Regions from separate parts of the Homo sapiens genome. Here region 2 is linked to region 1. Evidence: chromatin loops called from intact Hi-C (ENCODE). Cell type or tissue: dorsolateral prefrontal cortex. All regions are shown on one strand. Each heading gives the region's core, and the rest is flanking DNA. Links, peaks and the distances in the headings are about the cores only.

The links. Hi-C counts contacts between places; a loop is a spot of excess contacts. Peaks named below come from ENCODE experiments on the same cell type or tissue, not always from the same donor. Only the 100,000 strongest peaks of a DNase experiment are listed, where the experiment ranks them.
Region 2: a loop joins it to region 1, with 3 times the contacts of the local background. A loop is called at or near these places in 2 of 110 quality-filtered maps.

Annotation. Positions count from the first base shown.
Region 1 is chr2:97,089,385-97,099,306 of GRCh38, reverse strand. It overlaps FAHD2B (fumarylacetoacetate hydrolase domain containing 2B), which reads left to right and starts at 4,425. Exons shown (of 9, transcript NM_001320848.2): 1 at 4,425-4,606; 2 at 7,319-7,444; 3 at 7,595-7,845; 4 at 8,982-9,198. The coding sequence starts at 7,601. In dorsolateral prefrontal cortex, for the core only: no CTCF peak of the experiment used is centred there; DNase peaks (open chromatin) are centred at 4,406 and 5,553; H3K4me3 peaks cover 1,859 bases; H3K27ac peaks cover 1,654 bases.
Region 2 is chr2:97,006,397-97,016,318 of GRCh38, reverse strand. It overlaps the pseudogene LOC100421288. Among named protein-coding and RNA genes, the nearest start is that of FAM178B, 25 kb to the right of the region's middle. In dorsolateral prefrontal cortex, for the core only: a CTCF peak has its summit at 3,930 (motif pointing left); a DNase peak (open chromatin) is centred at 7,730; H3K27ac peaks cover 489 bases.

The sequences.
Region 1 (9,922 bases), core at 1,115-9,114:
TTCAGGTGTAGATGCTCTTTTGCTTAGATGAAGAATGAGGAAGTCATTTTCTGCCAGCTGTTCATGTACATAAGGAATGGGTTGCACTCAAGGTAATTATGATGTGCTTCTGTAAGAGATGCTGAATTCATAAATGTTTCCATAATCTCTGGACAAGGAATTGGGCATGCTATCCTACTCCAGACCATTCACATCCTCTTAAGGTGAGATATCCCACTTTCTAAGAGACTTTGGCAAATGAGTCATATCAGTCAGGATGGGCTGAGTTTTGCTGCAATAACAAAAGACTCCCAAATCTCAGTGTCATCTCCCTCATATTCCACATCCAATGTGAGTTGGCTGTGGCTCCATCTATGGCGTTTTTACTCTGGAACACAAGCTGACAGAGTGGTTTTTATTTAGAGCATTCTATCTAGTAGCAGAGGGAAAAGAGACATGGCAAACACAGGCCGGCTTTTACAGAAGCCTTGTAAGGGGTCTATGATGCTCCTACCCACATAGCATCGGCCAAAACAAGTCTGATGGCCAGGCCTTAGTTCAGCTAGATGTGAACACCCCATGCTCCAGCAGGAGGAGGCACAGCTGATGATGACCAACGGTGATTGAATCTACCCCAAGGAGATTATCAGAATGATGTGAGGTCTAAGAAAGGTGAGGGAACTAGGGGAGAGGTGGCAGAGGAATGACATGCTGGTTTTATTCAAACATATTAGAAAATGCAAGACAAGATGTGTTCTGCACAGCTCCAGGGGCAAGCTGAAGACATTTCTACCAGCTAGGAGTCACAGGCTTCAGGTTATCATGGGAAGCACATTCTGACAGGAAGGACTACCCAGCATTAGGGAATACCGAGGGCACGTTGTTACCTGGGCTGCTCCATGCGCCCAGGACAGTGATGACACTTGAAGACAGTGTTGCCTTCCATTCTCCCCCTCCCCATAAAATACTGGGCCCAGCTGCCCACACAGCAGTGAGCTCCCTATCCCTGAAAAAATGTAAGCACAGCCTGGGTGCTCCTGGACAGAGGGCTGTGGATGGAGCCCCTGCATCGCAGGGTGAGGCCAGACCACAGCAAGCCAGAGGAGGGTGTGTCTAGCCCAGGGTACACGTAGGACAGATAACCTGGCAGGGATGCTGTGCTCCTTCTTGCTAACATGTGCCCCTCTCAAGCTTCCAGGAAAAAAAAATCACATAATGAGGTTGCTAAGATCTACAGAAAGAATGAATCTTCTATCCATGAAATTGTGAAGAAGGGAAAAGAAATTTGTGCCAGTTTTACTGTCACACCTCAAAGTGCAAAACTTATGGCTACAGTGTGTGAGAAGCGCTTAGGGTAGAAAAAGCATTAGATTTGTGAGTGGAAGATGTCAACAGAAACGTATTCTGATTGACAGCAACCGTGTAGCACCAGATTAACTTCATCTGGATTAAATTTGTTCACTGGCATCAATGTATAGGAAAAGATGTGGCAGATGTAGGGTTTGGTACTATCTGCAGTTTCAGGCATCCGCCAGGGGTCTTTGAAGATATCCCCCAAGGATACTCCATATAAATGAAATCATCCAATATGTACTCATTTTTAATCTACCCTTTTTCACTCCAAATAATTATCTTGATATATATCCATGTTGTATCAACAATTCATCCCTTTTTCTTGCTAAGTAGTATTCCCTAGTGTGGCTAAACACAGAGTGTTTACACATTCACCTGTTAATGGAAAATTGGGTGGTTTCCAGTTTGGGGATTTTACAAAAAGCCTGCTGTGAACACTTCTGAATACATCTTTGCATGAGCATATTTTTCTTATTTCTCATGTAATTACTATCAAACAAAAATATAAATCTGGATTCCATAAAAAGAGAATTTATTCAAAAGGATTGTTGTGGGGGTTGGGGGGGGGACTATTACAATAAGGAGACAGTCTGACGATGTGATCCTCAAGTGTCTCAGAGGTTAGGCAAAGGGCTGACCTTGTATAGGGAGGCGTAAACGTGGCTAGAAAGAACTGTTATGGGAAAGTGAGCTGAGCAAGAGTGTCATGATCGAGCAGGTCTTACCATGCAGATAGCCTGTTCTCAGGAGGGACCCTCAGGAGGGCGGTGGGTTGGCACAAGCTGCGGGTGGGCCAAAGCTCAGGGGCTTGGAGAAGGAGAGAATCTGAACCAAGGTTTGGTTACAGGCATTTTGTTCTTATTGATCTGTGGGAACAAGCAGTCCAGCTAATCATTTATGATGCCAAGAATGGGAATTTAGAGGGTCTGTGTATGGTCTGGTCATGAGGGGACATTCAGGATTCTTATCCAAGCTATATGGAAAGTCACTGGTTCTTTCCAGTAGGGTGTTTTCTGGAACAAAGGAGTGGAGGGATTCCTTAATCTTCACTATTTCTAGGAGCAAAGGGCTAAGGTGCAACTCAATACTGTCAATAGTTAGGATTGAAATGGCTAGGTCATATGGTAGGAGTATGTTTAACTCTCTTCATACACTGCCAAATGATTTTCAATTGTAGTGATACTATTTTATAATCCCATAAGCAGTGTACAAGAATCCCAGGTCCTCCACATTCTTTCGAATACTTGGTATAATCAGTCTTCTTTGTCCATTCTAGTAGGTGTGAGACGGTGTCACACTGTGCTTGTAATTTGCATATCCTTAATTATTAATGATGTTGAGCATCTTTTCATGTCTTTCAATTTTCTATCTGTATATCTTCTTTGGTGAAGTGTCTGTTTAAATATTTTGTCCATTTAAAAAATTGAATTGTTTGATTTTATCTATTGATTTTAAGTGCTCTTTCTATATTCTGGATACAAGTCTTTTATCAAATATAGCCTCTGAAGATCTTTTCTTTCAGGCTGTAACTTAGCTTTTCAGAAAGTCTTTGGGAGCTATGGCTTAATGAAACACTTACGCCAGGTTCTCCTCAGCACATCCCCCTGATCACAGCCACCCCCATAGGCTCCATTTCTTTTTTTTTTTTTTTTTTTTTTTGAGACAGAGTCTCGCTCTGTTCCCCAGTGGTGTGATCTGGGCTCACTGCAAGCTCTGCCTCCCGGGTTCAGGCCATTCTCCTGCCTCAGCCTCCCGAATAGCTGGGACTACAGGCGCCCGCCAACACGCCCGGCTAATTTTTTGTATATTTAGTGGAGACGGCGTTTCATAATGTTGGCCGGGATGGTCTCGATCTCCTGATCTGATTCGCCCACCTTGGCCTCCCAAAGTGCTGGGATTACAGGTGTGAGCCACCGCACCCGGCCATAGGTTCCATTTCTATATCAGTGGTGACTTTCTGCAAGCTAGGCTGAAGTCCCAAGCTCCAGACCCACGTCTCCAACTGCCCACCGTTCAATGCCCTTTGGATGTCCCATGCAAATTGGAGCTCACTATCATCTCCCCAGACCCGCTGCTCCTCCAGAAGCCCTGTCTCCATGAACGGCCCTGCACCTACCGGGCTAGAGACCCAGGAGCCGGCCTTGTACCTGCTTCCTTCTCACTTCCACCTCCTGTCATCCAGAGCTGTCAGTTCTTCTTCCTGAACATCTCTGGACACTCACCTTCTCCGCCAAGCACCGCACCACCATTGTTCTCACCCGCACCACCCACCCAGATACCTTTCCTTAGACGGGTGGCCAGAGAAAAACTTCTCAAATAGAAGTCGGGCCATGGCACGCCACTGAGGACCTTCCAGCGGTCTCCTGTGCACTTAAACGAGGTCCAGACTCCTTTGTGGGACAAGTAAAGCTCTTGATGATCTGGTCCTTGAGTAATGTGGGGGCCTCTTGCCCAGAGCCCCTCACACTCTTCAAAGCCGGCAGCTGAAGAGCTGAGCAGTAGCTGTCTGTGGAGTTCAGCCACCGCTCCCCGCACGCCTGCCCTCTGCAGGGGATGGAGCACCGTTTCCCCACTTCCCCACCTGCGCCCAGCAGTGCAGGTGAAGGCCTGGCTGCGGAGAGTGGCTGGGAAACGCTGAGCTTTGGGGTCAGGAATGCCAGCTCCACTACTCACCGCCTGTGTCACCCTGGGAAAACAGCTCTGGCCCCAGGTTCTCCATAAGTAAAACAGGGTCACTCATCCCTCCCCTCCTTAACGACATATGTCAGAATCAGAAGCCACAAATCATTCTCTCCCACCCAGCACGCTGCCTTGGTCTCCTAGACCACTTTCCCCAACAATGGGAAAGGCGCCAGGCCCAGAACAAGGCCGAGACCGGATGAGGCCAGCGAAGCGCCCAGGGACAAACTTTCAGGCAGCGCCCACTCTCGGTCTCGGGCAATTGCAGGGTCCCTCCGAGAGCGACCGTCTCCAGAAAACGCGGCCGCCGCCTGCCTATGCCCTGAGCCTGAAGAGCCCCCGGCGCCGCCCGCCCCGCACTGGGCCCGCCCTCCGGGATTGGTGCCCTGCTAGGGGTGGTTGCCTGTGACGTCACAGGACGCGCCCGCTTCTCGCTGGAGTGCGCACCGAGCGGCAGTGACTTCGCCGCTGCTGTAGTTCCCCGGCTGGATGCGGTGACTGGTGCCAGTGCTCAGGCGCCCGCTGCCCTTGACCTCCCGCCCCGCGAGCCCTAACTCAGCGCAGGAGGACCGGCTGCCGCCGCCGCCGCCGCCAGGTAGACCAGGCCTGGCTGGGTTAGGCCAGAAGGGTGTCCCTGGCGCAGGTCTCCCGCGGAGGGCAGAACTAGAACCAGGTTCCCGGCCGTTTCCGACCACACGGATGGGGCGGACCCATGTGAGCCCTCACTAATTGCAGGGGACGAAGCTGGGCATATGGGGAAACTGGGGGTTTCCAGGCGAGTGGACGGTGGGATGGGATCCGACGTGCACACCCACGTTTCAGGCTACTGTTTCCACCTCACGTCGCCGCCCCTTTGCTTATGGACTCTTGCAGAGTTGGATTGAGCTCGGACTGTGTGACATAGTGGTTGTTGCAGAAGCCCCAGGGCCACTTTCTGACTAGTACCTTGGGCACCTGACGTCATCCCTTTGAGTCTCAGTGTCCTCTTCTGTAAAGTGAGGGCGCTTTACCTGAGGGGATTGCTGTAAGGTTGGAATGAACCTGCATGTGTGTGTCATGTGGGAAGGGAACAGTCAATGGGGCCTGGAGTTCTCTTGGAGAGCTGGTAACCAGCCTCGTCCCTGAGGCAATAGCCAGAGAGCGCCTGTAGTTTCCCCACGCATGGCTGTTTGCAGGGCCTCTGGAGGATCTCCTGTGGGAGGTCCCTACTTCTCACTACAATCTTTAGGGCCTTTGGAGGATTTCCTATGGAAGGTCCCCACTTCTCACCACAACATTCTGGGTTAAAATGTCCTTGGTAGGAAGATGGGGCTGAAGCTAGATTTTCTTGCTTGCATTACAGGCTTCTGAACCAAGGACTTCAATGTCACCTGGACTTGGATTCACATCCCAGCTCCCTCCCCTCCTAGCTTTAAGACTGTGTAACCTTGGGCAAATCCCTTAACCGCTTTAAGCCTTAACTGTTTCATCTGTAAAATGGGACTAACAGTACCTACCTTCCACAAGCGTCAAGAATTAAATCAGGCCGGGCGCCGTGGCTCACTCCTGTAATACCAACAATTTGGGAGGCCGAGGTGGGCGGATCACAAGGTCAGGAGATCGAGACCATCCTGGCTAACTCAGTGAAACACCGTCTCTACTAAAAATACAAAAATTAGCCGGGCGTGGCGGCATGCGCCTGTAGTCCCAGCTGCTGGGGAGGCTGAGGCAGGAGAATGGCATGAACCCGGGAGGCAGAGCTTGCAGTGAGCCAAGATTGCGCCACTGCACTCCAGCCTGGGCGACAGAGCGAGACTCCATCTCAAAAAAAAAAAAAAAAAAAAAGAATTAAATCAGACATTGTAGGTAGAGCACTTAATAGTTGGCATTCAGCGGCAGCAGTTACTGTTATGTTAGCATGTGGAGTGTCTGAGTGTGTGCACTTTGGCTCGAACAGCCTTTTGACAGTGGCACAGTTGGTGCTTGTGTAAGATAGCAGGGCAGAGAAGTCAAAACTCTGTTTTCTAGTCAAACTGGCGGGCCACAACAGTGGTGACCTAAGTCTAATGAGTCTTTAACTGAACAAGGCAGATTGAATCTCCAAGTGAGGACCAAGAGTCTGGGGCTCAGCTGCCTCAACATTTTTGGGCATAGAAGGCTGTACAATACAAACTGCCTTTGTTGGAAGAGCAAGGAACCATTCAGGGAAGGCACCATGTGGTAAGGAATAGTGGCCAGACTTGGATTCAGAACAAAACAAGAGAATAGTGTTTGTCTTTAAGTGGAGCCTTGGACTCAAAACAGGACCTGAGCTCTGTGGATAATTTCTTTTTTTTTTTTTTTTTTTTTTTGGAGTCGCTCTGTTGCCTGGGCTGGAGGGATGTGGCATGTTCTTGGCTCACTACAACCTCTGCCTCCTGTGTTCAAGTGATTCTCTTGTCTCAGCTTCCCTAGTAGCTGGGATTACAGGTGCCCGCCACCAGTCCTGGCTAATTTTTTTGCATTTTTAGGGGATACAGGGTTTCACCATGTTGGCCAGGCTGGTCTTGAACTCCTGACCTCAAGTGATCCACCCACCTCGACCTCCCAAAGTGCTAGGGATTTCAGGTGTGAGCCACTGCGTCTGGCCCTTGTGGATACTTTCTAGGTGATTTGAGGAGGAAAGGCACAGCCATGTCTCCTGAAGTTAACAAGCATTAAGCTTTCCCAAGTAGTGAAATGTCAAGCCCCTGCTTCTGTCACTTATTTGTTCATTTAGCAGAAAGTCACTGAGAGCCTTCTGTGCACCAGGCACAGTGCTGGGCAGTGAAAGAGACAGACATGTGCCCTGGATCCAGGGAGGAGATGACCAAGTGATGGCTGTCAGGCCTAGACCTTGCTGTTTGTCTGCAGCCTCTTCCCTCAGGCAACTTGTTCTCTATCAGGAGAAATGAAATAATTATTATCTGGGGAGGCAGGTGGGGGTGTTGCTCCTAGAAGACAAGGACAGCCTGGTAGAGGTTCTAGCTTGATCATGTGAGCAGTGGAAACCATTTTAAACAGGACCAAAATAGCATTTAAAAAATTGCTTATGGCCACTGTGAAGCCAGTTTCACCAGCGTCACTTGCCCATGCTAGGCTGCCACCCAGCTAATTCCTGGTCCTGCTCATTTAGCCCAGCTCAGCTCACATCACTTCCTCCAGAAACTAGACAAGGGTAGAGCCCCTGACCATCTTCACAGCATTAGTCCTGATAGCTGAATCTTACGTCAGTTGTTAACATCTGTGACCTGTGCAGGGAGAATGGCAGGGCTGAGTTTGACCTACATTGTTTCCCCAATACCTACAGCAGAGCCAAGCACAGTGGGAACTTTCAGAAAGCACTGGTTGAAGGAACGCTGGAATCCCTGGGACTTACTGCGTAGCATGTAGTAGTTGCTCCTCTACAAAAGTTTCACCTTATGAAGTATAGCAGGTAAAATACAAGCCTGGACCGCTTCCCGTGTGGTATGCAGGGAACGGTTGATGGGGCAAAGGGCCTTGGGCTATAGCCCTAGGAATATCAGGGATGCTGATGATGGCTCTGAGATCCTCCATCTCCTGGATCCTGTGTTTTTCTCTGCAGGCTCTGATGCTGGTGTCTGGTAGAAGAAGATTACTCACAGCTCTGCTGCAGGCTCAGAAGTGGCCCTTTCAACCCTCCAGAGACATGAGACTAGTGCAGTTCCGGGCACCCCACCTGGTGGGGCCTCACTTGGGCCTGGAGACAGGGAATGGTGGAGGGGTTATCAACCTCAATGCCTTTGACCCCACACTCCCAAAGACGATGACGCAGTTCCTAGAGCAGGGAGAGGCCACCCTCTCAGTGGCAAGAAGGTAAGTAAGTGGGCAGCATCGCCCTGAAGCAGCTGCCCTGGTCCCCCTGCACCCTCCCCGCTCTGGGAAACAGCACCAGCAGGTAGCTCTTTTGCAAGGGAGCAGAGTAACCCCACCTTTCCTTTTCTCCCGTTCTCTTAAAAGATCCTTAGAAATCTTACATAATAACATCTTCAGTTTTCAGAGGAGAAAACAGAGAGCTAGGGGAGGTGATTAACAATTTCAAGGCCATACATGTGGTGCTGGAACCAGGACTCTATACTTCATCACACTGCCTCCTCTGGGAATGAAGTCCTGGACTGACTGACGGGTCTGGGCCCGGGGGTCCTAAAAGGCATCTTATGCAGCTGGGGGAGTGATATAGACTCCCAGCTCCTACAAGGAGAGAGGACTGCAAGGAGGTTTTCTATAAGACACTTGGTTCCTGGGTTTGGACTAGATTAGGTGAGAGTGTCCCTGAAGCCTGGACCCCTATAGAATCTGGTCTAAGGAGCTGATGAACAATAAATTAAAAATACTTTAAGATGTCATTTTCATCTATTAAAATGGAAAAAAATACAAATGTTTCACAGCTCACAGTATTAACAGTATGTTCCCATATTGCCATATTCTGCAAAGACTGGAAATCTCCATGCCCCTCATTAGGGACTTGGGTATATCTCTATAGAGCAGTAATATGCAGCCACAAGAAATAAAGAGGACACTCTCTATGTATTGTTACATATTGTTAAGCAGAGATCTCCAAAGTCAGTTGTTTTTTTAAAAGATGTAAATAGTATGCTATCATTACATACAAAAGGGTGGGAGAAGAATATCCATAGAGTAGCTGCGAAGAGCCAGGGGAACGGGGTAACCAGAAGGGGAAAGGGAGACCTTTCCATGTATTCCAGTTTGTATCTTTTACATGGACATGAGTTACCTAAGGGGGAGAGGAAATCAATACTGGATAAATAAAAGCCCTGCTCTGACAGCAAAGGACAATAGTCAGTGGTTTTCACACTGACTCTGATGGTTGATAGAGCTAGGAAATAGATTTCAAAAAGCAAAACCTGTAGCTGCTGCAGGATCTGCCCAGCCTGCCCGGGATTGCCCACCTGTTCCCAGCCAGACCCTCTCACCTGCTCTGGTCTCTACAGAGCCTTGGCTGCCCAGTTGCCAGTCCTACCATGGTCGGAGGTAACCTTCCTGGCTCCAGTCACATGGCCAGATAAGGTGGTGTGTGTGGGCATGAATTATGTGGACCACTGCAAAGAACAGAACGTGCCCGTGCCCAAGGAGCCCATCATCTTCAGCAAGTTTGCCAGCTCCATCGTGGGGCCCTATGATGAGGTGGTCCTCCCACCACAGAGCCAGGTCAGTGCCTCCCCACTGCCCTCCCTAGTCACTGGGCCCATCACAAGGGCATTCTGAGCTCAGTATTGAGCCTACTGGAGCCACCTCTCGCTCAGTAGTGCATTCAACAGAAACTCTACAGGATTATACACACAGTAGTAACACTGGCCTTGGAAAAAAAAAGTTAATGTACGTGTTTTCCTGGTTACAAAAGCAATACACCTTCACTGTAGATAAAACAGAGATAAACATTTAAAAATTACGTCACCCATAATCCCACTGCCCATGGCTCGGAATATTAATGTTTTTCTGTCTACCTTCCCAGTGTTTCTCCACTCCTGTATATGTTTATACTGTACATATACTTACCTTTTACTTAAGACTCCATCAGGAGCATTTTTTCATGCCATTAAATATTCTCCCTGACATATTTAGGTTACCTTGGAGTTTTGTGATGTACAGGGTAGTTTATATTCCTGAGTACCTTACTGCTGGATACTTGTTTCCAGTTTTTGGTTTCTATAAATAAATGTCGCAATGAACATCCTTATGTAGAAAAGACTTTGCATGTCCATTAATATATTATTATTTCCTTTTTTTTTTTTTTTTTTTGAGACAGAGTCTTTCTCTGTTGCCAGGCTGGAGTGCAGTGGTACAATCTTGGTTCACTGCAACCTCCGCCTCCTGGGTTCAAGTGATTCTCCTGCCTCAGCCTCCCGAGTAGCTGGGACTACAGGCGCATGCC
Region 2 (9,922 bases), core at 832-8,831, 83 kb after region 1:
GTGTGTGATAAAGTCATGGCAGTTATTCATTATTTATTTTATTATATATATATATATGGATAGAGAGATAGACCGAATTTTTAAAATGGAGATAGGGTCTCACTGTGTTCCCCAGGCTGAACTCAGACTCCTGGGCTCAAGGGATGCTCCTCCCTCAGCCTATGGAGTAGTCAGGAATATAGAAGCTGGCCACCATGCCTGGCAGTTTGTTTCATTTTAATTTAATTTGAGGTCATCCCCCAGGCCATAAGAGAAGAGATGGGAGAATAGAAGAACAAAATGTAGATATATACTCCCTTCTTTCTATTCTCATTTCACCATCATACAATATCCCCTTGGTTTTTGTTTTAATAATTGTTCTGCCACAGTTAATTACACATTCACTAGTGTGTTTCCACTATCAAACGTACTTCTTCAGTATACTGTGGAAATTAACAAATGCTTGTTAACAGAAAAAAAACAAAACCTAAAGCTTGGTCAACATCACTGTCTTCCATACCGGGGAATGAGTGTTGCTGTGGGGTCTTGAACAAGTCTCCTCAAGGTAGGAGGCTAAACTTGACTTTCGAGGTAGGGCTCAGACACCAAACCAAATTGAGGATTAGCTAAAACAGGGACCAGGCAGAAGCAACTTTCCAAAAGACACGCCCACCAGTGCGCCAGAGCAGGTTACCATTGCCATGGCAACACCCAGGAGTTATCACCCATTCCATGGCAATGACTTGACATCCCAAATTACCCTTTCTCTAGAAATTTCTGCATAAACCCCTTAGTCTACATGCTATTAAAAGTAGGTGTAACCATGACTGCAAAACTGCTGTGAGCTGCTAATCTCTGCCCATGGAGTAGCCCTGCTCTGTGGGAGCAGCCACAAAGCTGTAACATCACCAGAGCTGAAACGCTACTGCTTCAATAAAGCTGTTTACCTCTACCTTTGGCTTGCCCTTGAATCCTTTCCTGGGCAAAGTCAAGGACTCTCAAAGGTTAAGCCCCATTTTGAGGCTCACCTGCCCTGCATTGAGCTAGACTCACTTTGCCAAAGTGTTGTTAATTATCAAGCCTAGTGATGAGAGCTTACAAAGCTTACATTTATTGAGAACTTATCATGTGGTACGCATGTGTTTTAAATGCTTCAAATATAAAAACCTCTATAGTCCAATATTTACAATAAAAAACTGAACTGTGGGAAATTTAACAGATCTGAACTAAGGCAACTAGTCTCCCACATCTGTACTCTTCATTTTGCAGTGTGTTGCCGTCTCCAATGAAATGTGGGTAATAGACCAACATTCCAACGACCACTGGTTGAGAGTCAGGTCACATCATGCTGTATCCAGAATTGGTGGGTTCTCGGTCTCACTGACTTCAAGAACGAAGCCACGGCCCATGGCGGTGAGTGTTACAGTTCTTAAAGATAGTGTGTCAAGAGTTTGTTCCTTCAGATGTTCAAATGTGTACGGAGCTTCTTCCTTCTGGTGGGTTCGTGGTCTCACCGACTTCAGGAGTGAAGCTGCAGACCTTGAGGTGAGTGTTATAGCTCATAAACACGGGGTGGACCCAAACAGTGAACAGCAGCAAGATTTATTTTAAATAACAAAAAGAACAAAGCCTCCACAGTGTGGTAACGGACCCTAGCAGGTTGCGCCTGCTGGCGCAGGTGCCCTGCTTTTATTCCTTCTCTGGCCACACCCACATCCTGCTGATTGGTCCATTTTACAGAGCGCTGATTGGTCCATTTTGACAGAGTGCTGATTGGTGCTTTTACAATCCTTTAGCTAGACAGAAAAGTTCTCCATGTCCGCATCTGATTAGCTAGACACAGAGCCCTGATTGGTGTGTTTACAAACCTTTAGCTAGACACAGAGTGCTGACTGGTGTGTTTACAATCCTTTAGACAGAAAAGTTCTCCAAGTCCCCACCCATCCCAGAAGCCCAGCTGGCTTCACCTCTCACTGGCACTTGCCGCTGGACTTTGTGGCACCTAGCCCGGGCACTCTGGCATCCCAGAGGGAGCTCGTCCCAGACAATCCAGAGGAAAAGAGGGGGAGCGAGAAAGAGACGGAGACCTACTATCGTGGCCAACGATCCCGCGAAGAGGGAACGGGGGTCTATTCACGGGATTCAGCCTCCTATCAAGCCCAGCAGGCTCCGACGGGCTGCGCTGAGTGCGGGACTTGCCGAACCCTCGCTAGTCCGCAAGAGATGGGCGCGGCCCAGGCTCCTGCTGGCGCGTCTCTCTTCACACTTCCCCTTCAGCAGAGGTAGCCAGCTCTGGCCTAGGCCAGCACCAGAGGGGTCCCTCATAGCGCAGCGGCGGGCTGAAGGGCTCCTGGAGCGCGGCCAGAGTAGACACCGAGGCTGAGGAGGCACCCAGGGCGAGCGAGGGCTGCTAGCATGTTGTCATTTCTCAGTGCCACTAAAGAGTTTATTATAATACCTAACACAATAAAAAATAAATATCTGCTGTAATATTAAAATATTATTAATAAAAATAATATTTACCACATAATTTACCACTTTCACTCCATCTCATCACTGAATAATCTATAACTTTACTGTAACAACAAGCCCAATCCTCCTTCTCTTTCTCAGGAGATGACTTTGCATCTCATCTTGTCAATAAAATGGAGTTTATGTAATCTTTTATATTTAGGCTCAAAGCCATTTTTTTCATAACCTTAATAGCACCCTTCATCACCGCATTTCAACTGTTTACACGAAAACACAATTTAAAGTTTTTTATGGCTTGGCATGGTAGCTCATGCCTGTGATCCCAGCACTTTGGAAAGTCGTGGCAGGAAGATTGCTTGAGGTTTGAGACCAGCCTAGGCAATATAGTAACACCCCATCTCTACAAAATATATATGTATATATAAGACATACGTGGTGGCTCACACCTGTAATCTTAGCTACTCACAAGGCTGAGGTGGGAGGACCACGTCGGTCCAGGAGTTTAAGGCTACAATAAGCTAAGATTGCACCACAGCACTCCAGCCTGGGTGACAGAATGAGACCTCGTCTCAAAAAAAAAAAAATTATATGTGAATATATGTTTACAAAAATGCCGGCTTTGTTCCAGACCTGGATTGTTGTGCTCTGGATATATGAAGTTCTTAATATTCTCCTTACATAAGAATAAAAGAATTAATATAAACAAATATTTTTCTGTAATAGAATTAGGAAAATTTCCCAAAATATGGGTAGCATAATATGATAGAAAATATTAAAGGATAATGTCAAAAAACATAAGAAGATTAGTGTCAAGATTCACATGCTAATGAACTTTCATTATTTATATATTTGAAACAATTGTATCTTATTTTTATTCTATAAGGTTGATTTTGAAATTTTCTGAGGATGGCCAACATGTACCAGGAAAATACGAAGATTCTTAGTGATAAGAAAATATAAAAAAGGACTTACAATGATGGAGACTGTCAGGAATTAAATTGACATACATATTAAGCTACTCACTAAGAATAAAATGATTTCCATCTCATTTACTGTAGAAATATACAAAACACACTTACATTATAAAGAGGAATACAGATGATAGAGAGTGCATATTTTTATAATAAATTGAGAAACCTATGTTAAAACAAAAAGAGGAAAGAAAATATCTTGGATTATAAACAAGAGATCAATTATGACTAATATGTAAAGAATTTGTATCATCTGTAATTTATTCAGTCTCATAAACCTGAGGGTACATTTCTCACAGATACCCAGTATCAGCGAAAACCTCTCATGGGATCAGTTAGGGCACAGGCTAATTTACTCTAATAAAGATCCCAATTTTAAGTAAATGGGGGCTATATTTTTTCATCTACTTATCTAAAAAGAGGAGGTAATCAAAAAAACGACTGTTACTTTCAACAACTGGATTTCATCTTTATTTGCAAGAAAGTGAAATTTGTTGCCATCTGCTGTTCAGCGAGAAAACTGAAAAAACATCCTGAGCAAGAGGACCTGAATGTAAGGAAATGACATGGTGCTTTCTACAATACTTCTGTTCCCATCCTCTTCCTTCAAGCTAAGGCATGCAGCACACTGAGCTGCCAGATGTATCTGGAAATGCTGAATACACATTAAATGTTTATTTTTATTTCCTTTATTTTATTTTATTTATTTTTATCTATTTATTTATTTATTTATTTATTTATTTTGCCAGAGACAAGGTCTTGCTGTGTTGCCCATGGTGGTCTCGAAGTTGTGAACTCTAATAACCTTCCTACCTCAATCGCCCAAAGCATTGGGATTAGAGGCATGTGCCACTGGGTCTGGCCTTTTCTTTTTCTTTTTTTTTTCTTTGATTTAGAAGAAAAAAAAAATTCAATGACAGACAGAGCAGAAGAAATACCCAGAGCTTGTGTTCAATGAAAATCAGGTGATCCTTTACTAAAGAGTTGCTTTTAGTTCGAACCGGGAATGAGTATTCAGGAATAAGTAAACCCTGCTTTTTACCACTGTCTAGGTGCCCGATGTTTCCCCATTCAGCAACTGGCTAACTAAGGATCATATGGCAAGAAGGATCTTATGTGTCTTTTAATCTCTTAAATTGATGGCTAAATCAAGGTGATTATCCAAATTATGAAAATACTTATCAGCAATGCTTCCTTATTCTTTCTGTCTGTACTACCTAGACTGCTTAGTTAACTTTCTCTCTTCTCCTCCCACACATTTTTTGTAGCACTTTACTAGGTAACAGGAGAAGTCTATTACCTTCTGAAATTTGTGTCTCTCCAAGTGATCTCACATTGTGGAATTTTACTTTCTGGGCTTTCAACCCAATTTTCCTTTCTGCTTCCATGTAAAGTTCCTGAGCGTTCTCTATTGACACTAAAATTTCCATAAGCAGCAGCCATTACACTCTCAATATTACCTTGTTACCAATTTTGTTTGTCATTTATTCAAAGAAAATTTTGTAGCTAATCTTATTTAGCTTAGATTTACTTGTACATACAAGTGGTATTAGCCACTAAGGACATTTAAGATATAGGTTGGTAAATTTTCTCAGCCATTAAACCAAAAATTAATTACATTCTTCTGTTTTGATAACTTCTATTATAATTATTCTCGCCTGGGACATTCCTAAAATTCAGAAATAAAATTAAGGTAAGACACTGGGAACTTTGCCAGTTATATCAGAAACCTAAGATTCCTTCTCACCTCCTGAAGAGGTTATTGATCCATTTGCCTTGTCACATTTTGGGGGGCAGAAGTAAAATTCTTCATAGAAATAAAATTAAAAACTGATGTGGAAACATAGTATGTGTGTAGTTCAAACCAGAGAAGTGATATGAAATTTAAGGAAGAGTATACAAAATGAGAAGAGATCACAGTCTATGATGAAATTCTGGGAAAGCCATAGCATAAAGATCACATCAAGGAATATGAGCCCAGGAAGGAACTAACATGTGTTAACCATATAGTTAAAAAAAGAAAATTACATGTTGGGAGGCTGAGGCGGGCAGATAACTTGAGGTCAGGAGTTCAAGACAAGCCTGGCCAACATAGTGAAACCCTGTCTCTACCAAAATTACGAAAATTAGCCAGACGTGGTGGGCATCTGTAATCCCAGCTACTTCAGACACGGGGCTGGAGACTTGCTTGAACCCCGAAGGTGCAGGCTGCAGTGAGCTGAGATTATGCCACTGCACTTCACCCTGGGTGCCAGAGTACGACTCTGTCTCAAAAGAAAAGAAAAGAAAGGAAAATTATTTGTGGCAAAATAAAGCAAATGCATAATAGTAGCATACATAGAGTTCTTGTCTTGTGTTCTCAATTTAGCCGGCATAATTTAATTTATCATTTCAACTAACTACAGCTGATGATGCTGCAGACTCAGAGAGGAATGTCTACCCAGGTGTCCTCCCGTGAGCTTCCCTTTGACTCATTGCTAGTAACCAAAAATTCAAGATTATGTAAAATAAATTTACTGTTATTAGACAATAAAAATTCGACTGCCTTCAAATCAGAAAATGTTATTTCTGTTCTCAGTTTAACTCCTGATGTGTGTGTGTGTGTGTGTGTGTGTGTGTGTGTGTGTGTGATTTTGGCCAGATTTTCTCATATCTCTTTGGGTTTTCTCATTGTATATTTGAAGATATGAAAAGACAAAATTTTTGCAAATTTAGCTAAATGATCAAATTGGCTTCTAACTGTGATTCAAAAATCAGGAAATATCTCATCCAAAAATAGAGAGTTTCTGTGCTGGATATGGGACAAGAGCCAGTTTTTGTAAGGTTTCTTGAACAGGAACAAAGAAACAAAATAATACAACAAACGAAATGGTTAACATCAGGTTACTCTTCTTGCATAGATGAAAGAATGGAGGACTTCCTTATCATGCTGGCTAAAGCTGGCCTGTTTTAGCATTTGGCTATTATGCATCCGTCCTGATTTTTTACTAAGTCAGGTAAACAATGTAATTAAAAACTCAGGGATGCAGAACTTTAGCAAGAATAGCTGCATTTTGATTTGGTCTGTTGGGGCATAGTCCAAATAAATGGCATTTTTAAAAATTTGAATTAACAGAATGTTTTTACATTTATCTCACATTTTTATAGTATTTTAGGATTTAATTTTCTATCCTTGTTATTCTTCTGAGGTTTCCTTAAAATGGCTGAGGACAGTCACCTAATACATACTGGAATTTTATACTTCTAACCTTTCTAACTTTTAGGAACACACATGACCTTATTTTATAGGGGGAGCTTAAATTCATTATTTTATTACTTGAAAATTTCAGAAAGAAAATATCTTTCTTTCTGAATTTTCTGGGAGATAGGCAGAATAATCTGGGAGATAGGCAGAAAATCTAGAGACAACTGAGAGAAGAGGGCAATATAATCACAATGTGGAAAAGAGATCAGTGGCAATTTTTTCTTTTAATCCAATCTTGGAAACAGATCATTTATTCACTCACCCATTCTTTAATCCCAGCCACCTGGAATTCCCTTGTGAGTCTCTTCCCTCACCTGTAGTTTATTTCCAAACATATTCGGGAAACATGCACAGAGAACACTACATTACCCTAATCCTATTAATAAAACAATCACTTTAATAGGAAGGAAGAAGCCTGTACGAATCAAAAAGGATGATCAAGACAAATTTCTGTGATTTTTTTTGTAGCATCGTGCATGGAGGATCGACATGGTTTCCACAGAGCTGGAGTCATTCAGGAAAGCTTCTTATATCGAGAGTGGTCCAGAAGAATTCTACCAAAGATTTAAGAAGTGTTTTTCTGCAACTCACATCTTCATAAGTATAAAGGGTAAAGATTCTCAGAATACAGCTCATGGATATCTGATTCTTAACAGGTAAGACAGATACTGTCCAAGAGCATTTCCAACAGGATAATATTGAGTAGTGTATCCTTCCATGCACCTGGAAAGCCAGGAATTAGAGAAAAGTATGAAGATGAGAAAGCAGTGTCATCTGCTGTTGTTGCAGTGATGGTACAAGCTCCAGCTTACCAAACTATCAGTGGGCAGCACACTGCCATTACTCAGTGAGGAGCTTTAGAACTAACTAGTAATGATACTCTTGGTGCACAGGGACTGCAGAAAAGATAATGGACTAGAGGAGCCACTCTATTGCTGGTGACGTACACAGTGCACTATCTAGAGACCACTGATGGGCAGAGAATGCTAGCAGCCAGTAACCAGGTTGTCGTACTAGCTGTCACAGAAAATGTGCCATCATCCCAGATTGGCATCCTCTATCAGCATTGTGCCTGGAGCTGGTAGGGCATCTTTCCAAGGTCCAACTGCTCAGCTTTTCAAAAGGCAGTGGAGAAGAGAGAGAGGCTGGCCCGAAAAGAAACAATGAAGCATCATGAGAATATTGTAGAAAGTATAAGGAAAATGGGAACAATTTAGAAAAGAAAATGCAGAACTTGGAAAAGCAAACAACTCTTTCATTAAGGACATAAATGCACTTAAGAGGTTTGTTATTGTAAAAAATAAAATAGATTATGTTTCAATTTATATGTTGTGTTTATTTGCATGGCAAGTTTCCTGACATTAGCTTTATTGAAAGAGCTATTTGTTCTGAAGAAAAGCAGCAGGAGTATCTCAGATTAGTACTGAAAAGCAAGGATACCATAAGGAAGAGTTTGGACTATGATAGGAGCTTCACTTGAATGCTGAGTTATAAAATCTGGTCAGGTAGTGGTGTGCAAGATGTTCTATAGGCAGAAAGAGGCAACAGCTAAGAGAGTAGAATAATTTCCATCGAAAGGAGCCTTGGTTGTTAGTCTAGGATACAAGTAACAGGCAGAGAGATGGAAGGAAAAACAATATAAAGAACATCTCTAGCCAAACATTTCAGATATTTCCATCTTATCCCTCAAAAGTACTTATCTAGGCCAGGTGCGGTGGCTCACGCCTGTAATCCCAGCACATTGAAAGGCTGAGAGCGGCGGATCACCTGAGGTCATCAGTTCAAGACCAGCCTGGCCAACTGGTGAAACCCCGTCTCTACTAGAAATAAAAATAAAAAATTAGCCGGGCGTGTTGGTGGATGCCTGTAATCTCAGCCAATTGGGAGGCTAAGGCAGGAGAATTGCTTGAACAGAGGTGGCGGAGGTTGCAGTGAGCCGAGATGGTGCCAGGGCACTCCAGCCTGGGGAACAGGGCAAGAGTCCATCTCACAAACAAACAAACAAACAAACAAACAAACGAAAAACCAACTTGTCTAATGCGGTCCCATCTTCTCCAACCCAGAGCGTGTGAGGTGTGGATTCCTTATTTGGTCCTAAGCATTTGGCTGCATGGCTGAGACAGCTCTTCCTCTCAGTTGTGCTCTATGTCCTTGTTTCTCTGCTGTGATATCAATTTTGGGTGTCAGTTTGAGTGCGGACTTTCATGATTGACACGGGTGGCACTTTGTGGTATGTGTGACGGCAGATCCTCATCAGGACACAGATTCAGAGTTAGTTTCTCAGAAAATGAAGATCTCAGAGGGAAGAGCTGTGCCTAAACTAGCCCCGTAAAATTTGAGAATCAGTCAATTACTCTGCAGAAAAAGAAACACGCCTAAAATTTTACATGGAATTGTCTTCATTGACAAGTTTCTTGCCATATTTTAGTTTAGAAACTGTACATATGAGTAGGTGACTATGAAGTAATGGCAACAGTAACAACAAGTTGATAGTATTCCTAAATATAGAAAACAGCATTTTGCCTTTGTGGAAAGAGAAGAGAGGACATTTGCACAGAGGAGCGCCAGGCACCATCTGATGAGGGATGGGTACCAAGATTGGAAATGATTACAAGGAAATATATAAATGGCAATAGATAATAACCACTTTTAATTTAATTTATTTACCAATCCCCCAATTTAGTGAGGTGTACTTTGTATGTAAGATCTAGTTTTGTGATTCTTATTGTTTAAATCAAAGAAAGTAAATGGTTTTGTATCTGAATTGATGAAAACTCGAGCAGTTGCAGCTAACTTGAGTTTGGTAAAAATATCCAGAACCTGAACTGATTCTGTTAAAGCAGGAGGTCATATTGGAGAGGTCACTATAGACTCTGTATACAATCTGGATGGATGTTTTGGGGCCAAATTTTGTATTTCTCAAAAAGCAAAGTGGCCTCAATTAACATCAGAGGATCTAAACATATCTGCTCTGTTTTTGTCCTGTGTGAGATGTTGTGAAGTGGAACAAGGAAGAAAGAAAGAGCACAGCCATGAGCTACCATGGCAAGTAGCGGCCCTGAAACCAGAGTTCTACAGTACAGGGCTGGTCCTCAACAATGAAATACTAGCTGATACTGGGTGTCTAATTTGCAAGAAGAAGACCAACATACAAAGAAAGAGCCTTTTTACTAAGCATTAGGGGTTATGACAGAAATAAAATTTTTTCTAGAAATGATGAGACAGAAGCTAACCACCAAAATTACTCATGCAGGGA